2 separate regions of the Homo sapiens genome follow, and region 1 is linked to region 2. Evidence: chromatin contacts called from ENCODE Hi-C or POLR2A ChIA-PET data. All regions are on one chromosome and are shown on one strand. The core of a region is the stretch at or near the end of the contact, and the rest is flanking DNA. Distances in the headings are between cores, read along the strand shown. Region 1 has its middle 240 kb from the start of KCNJ2. Region 2 overlaps LINC01483 (long intergenic non-protein coding RNA 1483).

What was found. Hi-C counts contacts between places; a loop is a spot of excess contacts on that map. ChIA-PET counts read pairs that join two places held with the same protein, here RNA polymerase II (POLR2A).
Region 1: a loop to region 2 is called in a map of PC-3, with 15 times the contacts of the local background. The contact joins two enhancer-like sites. A Hi-C loop is called at or near these places in 1 of 168 maps with a recorded cell type or tissue (PC-3). POLR2A ChIA-PET finds 5 or more read pairs at or near these places in 1 of 52 experiments (T-cell).

What each region holds. Positions count from the first base shown.
Region 1 is chr17:70,404,546-70,409,141 of GRCh38, forward strand. No RefSeq gene overlaps it. Among named protein-coding and RNA genes, the nearest start is that of KCNJ2, 240 kb to the left of the region's middle. Within about 2 kb of position 1,291, at least 4 of the 41 ENCODE cell types and tissues checked have a DNase peak (open chromatin) inside an H3K27ac peak, as active enhancers do.
Region 2 is chr17:69,856,227-69,860,791 of GRCh38, forward strand. All of the region lies in intron 4 of LINC01483 (long intergenic non-protein coding RNA 1483), which reads left to right. Among named protein-coding and RNA genes, the nearest start is that of LINC01497, 100 kb to the right of the region's middle. Within about 2 kb of position 1,330, at least 2 of the 41 ENCODE cell types and tissues checked have a DNase peak (open chromatin) inside an H3K27ac peak, as active enhancers do.

The DNA.
Region 1 (4,596 bases), core at 41-2,540, 550 kb after region 2:
GTTTACAGTCACACCTTCAAACTGTACTAACACATCTTCATTCTGTTAGGTTAACTCGTGCTTTTGTGAGTCACAGGCTCTTAAGGTGAAATAAATGAAAGAAATCACAAAGGAATTATTACAAGTTTTATAGATACATTTTCCCTTTAAAAATTATATTTACTACCCGACTTAAAACATAGAATATTACCAAGCGTGTTGAAGCCCCCAAGTATTCTTCTCCAAAAGGTAACTACTACCCTAAATTTTGTATTCATGAGCCCCTCACTTTCCTTAATACCTTGAAAATAAATGAATGTGTTCCTAAAACAGATATTTTGCACATTTTGAACACTGCATAAATGACAACATTTAAAATGTTTTCTCCTGAAGTGTTTTTTCCCCCCAATCAACCTTATGTTTGTAAGATGCATTGATGTAGGTTTATATAGGTGGAGACCATTCGTTTTTTCACCACTGAACTACAAGGCATGGTTATGAATTATGAATATAACACAGTTGATTAGTCCCGTTGTTCACATGACATGTGGCTTAGTTCCAGGTTGTTTTGCTTTTGTTATTACAAATGTTTTTCTTAAATCCGTGAGTTCCACAATCTATTTTCTCTCTGCCTGCTGTTTTATATTCTCTTCCCTTCACTATTTCAGTAGCTCTCTTCCTTGGCTGCCTGTTGGAATACCTGGGGAAATTTTAGAACCCCTGATGCCCGTATTGCATGCTAGACCAAATATATAAGACTCTCTGAAGCTGGGACTCAGGTATTAATATTATATAAGGTTCTGTAGGTGCTGCCAAAATGCAGATAAGGTTTCATAACATTGCTTGAATTCCACCTTATTTGAAAGAAAAATTGCTTCCCTGGTTCCAGTTGCATTTAATATATTTTTCTAGAAAACTAACCTGAGAAATAAGAAGCTAAAATGCCCCTTCACACACTCAGGAATTTATTTTCATTAGTTGGTTTTATTTTGAGCTCGCTGGTTTGCATGTCCATCTGTCTGCTTATGTCACATGTGCCCAGTGGTTACATTATTGCCTAATAGACCTCTAAGCTGTGGCTTCTTCAGGAAGCATTATTTATTTATTCATTGAACTTTTTGGGTAACTTTGTAAAACAGAGTTCTGTTTACCCAGGGCCCAGAGGTAAAGACACAAAAGTAGACCCAGTCCTTTAAAAAGTTGAATCAGAGGGAAAGAATCACAGAATTTTACTCTAAAGTAAATATTAAACCTAGAATCATATGATCTGCCCTAGGAATTTGCAAACCACAGATACACCATCCCTTTTGCAGAAATATGTTCTTTTGGCCACTAGCCATTTCTTAAAGCTGAACCCTTGGTAAAGGATGAGTCAACAGGGTGCATCATGACTCAGGCTCCAAGTGAAACAGAGAATGAGTTGGTTTAATGGCTTTTAAAGTGGCTTTCTACCCTGTTATGCAAAGTGTAGCCCCAATATCCAAGAAAACAATAATTTAACATGATCCATTGGTTGGAACTGAACTCTTCATTACCCCAGTAGGACAGCATTAGATAAGGAGCTATTATGAGTCATTCCTTGTAGAGCTTAATAACAGCAACACAGAGGCAATTTGGATCAGTAAGCAACCAATACTCTCAAAGAACAGTGCACAGCAAAATAAAGCTGCTAGTGACATTCTCTGTCCTTTGAAGTGGGGGTGTCGTTAATGTTATTCGTCAACTATGTCAAGTATTTTCCCCAAAGGGTGTCCAGGAATCATTGGTATTAAGAATTACTCTCATCGCTTTTATCTATCCCAAACTCTTTTTTCTTGACCATCAAGATAATTTTTTAAAAATCAAGTTTTGTACCTTAATTTCCAAAAAATAAAAATTTGGAGGAAATGAACTTGCTGACAAATATAATCAAGGCCTATGTGACATCTACACAGCTCTCTTGCGATTATGTAAACTTTACAGAATTTTTTGTACATAACAGTCTAATACCTAACTGAGGAGTTTATTCAGGCAACAGATTTTATGCAGTTACATTATATAAGTGTTTGAATAAAACAGTAATCTGACTTCTCTTCTTGGACAAGTGACAATATTTTTGTCCTTCAAATTCTCTCAGATATGGAGGTTTGCTGACACTAGATAAAGAATCCTTATTAAAGTTTTCTAATTTCTGCAACCAGAATGACATGTTGCATTTGCCCATTTTTCTCTGAAGTGCTATTTGCATCACCAGAAACTTAAATAAGCCTAGATTAAAGGCATACTTTATGGGCATACATAAGCCTTTTCTTGAATGCATAAATTTTGGACCATTTCTTAACCTATATTTGGGTAGATGAATTTTGAACCATTTCCAAAATATTAAGTCCTTGATTGTATACTGGCAGAGAAGCAGAAAAATAAAAACAAATTAAATAGGAAAGGACGAGAGAGATTTTCACTTGCTTGTTTGTTTTCTCAAGATAAAAATGAAATGGCAGGCTGATTATGAGCATTTACCAATTATATTGCCAGGTACCCCAGTTTTTTTTTCTTACTCACACACTTGAATGCCACAGAATGTTTGGGAAAGGTTCAGCAGCAAATCTAATGCTCTCCCACTGGGGTAGTGAACCTATGTGTTCCCTGTACTTGGGTGAAGGATAATAATAATAAAAACATATATTTGGTGAAAATATTTATATACTTTAGTTACCCAGTAGTTATCATCTATAAAATATGTTGAATTTCATTTATCCATATGGGAGGTAGAGAATTAAATATATATTCAAAAAATGATAGAAGGAAGAGAAAAATGTTAAAGAAGTCAGAGAAAGAGGGGCAATCCCCATTTGTTATTCAGTTTTTCTTTATTGGCTCTTATAAGTAGTTTCTCATTGAAATTGTTGCTAAAGAAGCCTAAAGAAGATTTGACTCTCTTGGACATCTGTTTATTTATAAAACTAAGACTATAGGAAACCCTACACAAATTTTTGTGTGGAGGCTTTATAATTTACATTTCTGCCACTGGACAGGAAAATGTGTCTGCAAAATGAAAGCAGAACAAGTAAATTATGCTTGTGTTCAGGGCTTTTCTATTCAATCTGTCTGGATATCTGCTTCTTTATTTCTATTTATTAAGAGCTGTATTAACACAAAGTACCCCACATTAAGCAATAGCTTATGTCATTGTAATAACATTTGAGTTACCACATACATGTCGTGTGATCTAAATTCTGGTGAAAGGATGATTAATAAGTCAAATGTATATGAAGAACATGCTTCATATTTTGAGATGAGCTACTATGAAATTGTTTCTACTGATGTAGTTTAATGGAAGAAAATGAAAGTAATTGCGGTTTTTGCAATACTTTTAATTGCAAAAAACGCAATTACTTTTGAACCAACCTAAATACAAAATAAGTTAAAGCAACTCAGATTAGGATTTTATTGCCTCGTGGCTGTCTAGCTCCATTGGATGGAAGAACATGTCAATGACTGTAAGGCAGCAAGTTCAATCCATGTGCGTACCAATACGTTTTGTTCTATCTTTGGCCAGAGCCCTATCCCTTAGCCCTGCCGCATGTCCCTCTGATGTAGCCTTTATTTCCTGAGAGAGGATCCAAGAAGGAGAACATAGATGCAACACACACACACACACACACACACACACACACACACACACACACACATACACACATACACACTGTTTTAGATATATCTTCTGGTGGTTGATCAAAGCCATAATCTCTTTATATCTGACAGCCCTATTAGTATGTTTCATGCACTGTTGCTCTGATTTAATAAACACATTACATTCAAAAGCAGAATCCAGCAGACCCTTTTAATTTGCTCTCCTCAGAAGTTCAACACACCTTATGGAAACTTGGACTTATTTTGCAAGAGCAAAATAAAATGGAAAATTGAGACTGATTCCAACAAAATATATTGATCCTGGCACCAGTACGTGTAGATCTTCCTCTAGGCCTTTCTTAATGTCATGACTCAAAGGAAGGCTGTTTTCTTTTTCCTTCTCTCCCTCCTTTCCATCTTCTCTGCCTTCCTTCTCACTTTGTTTTCTTTTTTTTCCTTAATGCTTACTACCAGTAGTTAATAACAGTAGCAAATACACATCTTATTATGCTTCAGCCCCTGTTCTAAGGCTGTCCCTATATTCATGTAATCCTCATAGGAACACTATGAAGTAGGTATTATTATTATCTTTATTTTATGAACTAGAAAGGTGAGTTCCAGAGAGACTAAGTAACATGCTTAATGTGAAATTGCTAGCTAGTGTCAGAGTCAGGATTCAAACTCAGGCAATCTGATTTTTGTCTGGAGATCATTCTCCTAATCTTTTTTCATTCTCCTGGATATAGATAAATTAGACTGAGCCACAAAATAAAAATATACTTCTAATTAAACATAAGATTTGAAATAAAAATCGTGCTTGAAAGTGCTGACTTGTATGTTTTAAACTCTGTGTGTATTTGTATATTTCTGTCATTTTCAAAAATATGAAGTAATTTCTAACTATATATTATTAAACATATACAGTTATTGCTTATAGTGTTATATGCCAAAACTGCTTTTAGGTGAGAATGATTTTAACACTGCATTTGCTGTTGGCATGGATAG
Region 2 (4,565 bases), core at 80-2,579:
CAATGTTGTTAACAATAATAATAATAATAATAGCACAATGACTATTAGTAATCACATAAACTGATCATTAAACAATTTAAATGCATTCTTATTTAACTCTCCTGACAATCTTATGAAGTTGATGCCATTACGTCCCCATTTTAAAGATGAGAAGAGGAATTAGATCATTCACTGCAAGGTAGCACAGCTGGAAACCATCAGAGGAGTTTTAAACTAAGGCCACTGGCTCCAAAGCCTAAGATCTTTGCTACTCTGCTCTACTGCCTCTTATTCTCAACTGGCCTCTGATGGGAAACCAGAAAGGCATAGTTGCCCTCTGCTAATGGGAAAACTGAGCTTAAAGGGGCAAATACTAATTCGTTCCAAATCACCACAATTTGTGGAAAGCCTGGGTTAATATGCAATTAGAAAAAGCCAGTGTCTAAAGGACAAGAATTTTCTGTATGGTTCTTACAACCTAAAAATGGTAACTAATATCTTTTTAGGACTAATTATGTGTCAGGCACTATATATTAAGTGCCTTAACCTCAAACTCTCTTAATATTCTCAACAACCTAATGAAGTAGGTCCTATTATTAAACTCATTCCACAGACAAGAAAACTGAGGCACAGGGAGAGGAAGTAACTTGCCCAAGATCACACTGCTAGCAAGTAAGGGGACTTTGTTCCAGAGTCTGTGTGCCACTGTACCCAACTCTCTTACCTTTCCACTTGTACCTTAATCACTGAGTACCAAACCTCCTGGTGAAACTTCAGGGCTTCAAAGTCCCTTATCTTCGAATGATACAGACCAAATAAATAATGCATGAGATCAGCTAATAAGAGATCATGGAAATACTGAGTAGCAGACAAAATTGAAGACAAAATTAGTAATTTTATCATGAGAATATGACCTAATCTGGAGCTACATATGGTTCAGATTGAATTCCAAATTCATGGAAATTTGACAAATTTTTCTTTTCTTTTTCTTCCTTTTTTTTCTTTCATTGTGCAGTCTATGTTGGCAAGACAAATATTACTCACTTTGTGTGTATCTGTTTGATACTATTCCCTCTCTTTTGTTCTTTCATGCCAAATTTATAATAGAACACTGCAGGTACTCAGGCAATTTTTGAAATAATTTCAAGTAGAATTCTGAAGTGAGCATGGAAAAGACCACTGTATGTACATCCTGATGAACAGGGAAGAGACCACCATATGTTCATCCTGATGCAAAAAAAAATTTACTATTTTAACAACATTGGATCATCTAAGCTGGAAACACTGGGTGGCTGAGACTATGCAATAGACTTGGCTGATGTAACAATAACAAGCCAGGTCACAACAGCTCCATGCTTTCCAACCTTCTGGGATGACTCATTTTGTCCATATGGTTATCTAACTGACCCAGCACCATTTAATGAAATGGCTACCTTTCCCCCTCTTCACTGCAGTGCTGCCTTGTCATAAATCAGGAAGCATACATGAGTTGGTCTATATCAATGCCATTCTGTATCATTAGTCATTTTGTCTATTTGTGTGCCAATATGACATTGTCTTAATTACTGTGGTTTTATAATAGGCCTTTTGAGTGTTTATTTTCTTTACTTTTATAGCTTTGTTCAAATGGCCAAGATCTCTGTTTCAACATTGAACATAAATAGTAATAGTCTTTGCCTCATTTTTGTTGTTGGGGAAAATTTTCCATATTTTACCATTAAATATGAGGGGTTTTCTTTTTGTAGATGTGCTTATCAGTTTAAACAAGCTTTCTGCTATTCATGATTTTATAAGTTTTTAAAACCATAAACAGGTGTTAAATTTTGTCACATTTTTTCTGCATTCATTAAGATGATTGCATGATTTTCTACTGTGTTGTAAATTACATTAAGTTTTTGTAAGTAAATTACTTTAAGTTTTGAATATTACTGTTAAGTAAATCACATTAAGTTTTGAATATTAATACACTCTTGGCTACATGAAATAAGCCTTGTTTAAATGGTGTATTACTCATTTTACATATTACCGAATTCACTTTTCCAATTTTTAAAAAAAATTTTGCCTCTAAGTTTATGAGTAAGATTAGTCTGTAGTATTTCTTTTTAAAATTTTCTTTTCAGGGTATGGAATCAAGTTTTGTCCCAAGCTCTCAGAAAGGAGTTAGGAAGTACTTCCTTTATTCCCCTTAGTTTCTAAAAAAAGTTTGTATAAGATTGGTCTATTTTATTCATAAATGTATGTATGAATTCACTAGTGAATCATTCCAGATCTGGGTCATTCTCATAGGAAGGTCTTATAATTACATATTTAATTCAGATTTTTAAATTTCTTCCTTTGTCAGGTTTCATAGGTTGTGATTTTTTTTTAATTTTTAAATTTTACTTTACTGGAAATTTCACTGGCATAAAGTCATTCACAATTATCCTGTTATTATTTTTAAAAGATCTGTTGCATCTGTAGTGATGTCCCTTTTCACGTTACTGATATTGGTAGCTCATGTTTTGTATTTTCCATGTGATCTTTATGGTTTTAACCTACTTTTGCCTAGGAGTGTGTCTCTGTGTGTGTGTGTGTGTGTGCGTGTGTGTGTCAGAGATAAAGAGAGAGAGAGACAGAGAGACAGAGACAGAAAGAGGGAGAGAGTAAAAGAACGGTACCCTGCTTTGGGTTTACTGAATTTATAAGTCTGCAATTTATTCCTTTTCATCAGTCCAAAAAATATTTGCATTATTTCTTTGAATACTTCACTGGTCCATTTCTACCCTTTCCTGGAAATCCAAATACAATATGTTACAATTGAATGTCTCCCATATGAATTTTCTTCTCTTTTGTTGTTGTTGTTTCTATGCTTTACCCCCTCCATTCTTCAGCTTGAATGTTTTTCTATTGGTTTGTCTTTGAGTTCACTAATCTTTTTTGTTTTGCATTGCCTAGATTGTTCTAATGGATTCCTTGTTTCAGATAATTGCATTTTTCATTTCTAGGAGGTATATTTGATGCTTATAGCTTCAAGTTGTTTATTACATTATGCATCTTTTCATTCATTTCTTTATTTTAACCATCCTTTCCTCTGTTTTACCATAGCTATAATTGTTATTTTAATATTTTTATTTACAAATTTCACTATCTGGATAAACTGAGGTTCTACTTCTCTTGCTTAATTTTTCTTTTGACTATGAGGTAAATTATCTTGTTTCTTGGTTTTTTAAATTTAAATTTTATGACAGATTTTAAAAATCTATAAATAATGACTATAATGTCATTTTTCCCCAAGGGGAATTGTTCTTTCTTTTCTTGGGAAGATAATATGAGGGGAAGGTTTTTTTATTTCATTTATTTTATTTTATTTTATTTGAGACAGGGCCTCACTCTTTCACCCAGGCTGGAGTGCAGTGGTGTGATCTTGGCTCACTGCAACCTCCGCCTCCCAGGCTCAAGCGATCCTCCCACCTCAGCCTCCTGAGTAGCTGGGACTACAGGCATGCACTACCATGCCTGGCTAGTTTTTTGTATTTTTAGTGGAGACAGGGTCTTGCCATGCTGCCCAAGCTGGTGTCAATCTCCTGAGCTCAAGCAATCTGCCTGTTTCGGCCTCCCAAAGTGCCGGGATTACAGGCATAAGCCACAGTGGCTGGCCAGGTCATTTAAATCTAATCAGTAATTGAGCTTGGTCAGAACTGGATTGTAGTTTTAGATAGATTCAGCCCACCTCTGCTATATCGCTGATCTTCTGATTGTGATCTTGGTAGATGTGTGTCTCCTCAGACCTTAAACCCTTCAATTCAATTTTTCTGAGTTTGAGCTTAACTATTTAGCCTCCAGCCCCATGTAGCTTCAATATCTGTCAAACATCTTGAGGAAGAGATGAGCCATGGTTTAAAACAGGACCTTTTATCCTAAGTACCAAGAAATTGAGCAAAATTTTACTCTCCCTTTCAGCCCCATCCTTTTTGACTGTGGCTTTACCAGGGTTTTGATGAAAAGTCTAATGAGTCTCTACTTCTTCAGTAATATAATGTGTATCTTTTGGATCCTTTAAATTAAGCCCTTTAACCTTCCACCCAAACAGGTTCATAACCTTGCAAATCTGTTGTATTTATAGAAGGATTTTGTCACCTAAGCACCCTGAACAGATAAACACCCCACTTCCTATACTGCCTCAGCACTCAGCAAATGTCCTTTGGGGTCATGTGTCTGCGCTCTTTCAGATCTCTATCTACCATTCGGAAGTTTTCAGAAGCATTATTCGTCTTGGTTTTCTGCAGTGGAATTCCTCCACCTGTGCCAAGCCTGAGCCTCAGCTTTTGCCCAAACTTGCAAATGCCCTCACAGAAGAAACAACTATTGATTGCCAGCCCTCTTAGGAAGGGCTCTTCTCTGTTTGGAATTTTACTGCATCTAGTTCTCATTGCTTCCATAGTTTTCTGATGACTTTAACAATATAATTTTCTAATTTATCCTTTTTTCTCCCTAGTTGTTTTAGTAGGAGCGAATATTTGCCAAACATACTATATCCTACTTGAAAGGCAAACTTTGTGAAAATTATTATTTAGAACAGTTTTGTTTCTAATTAATTATTAATAATG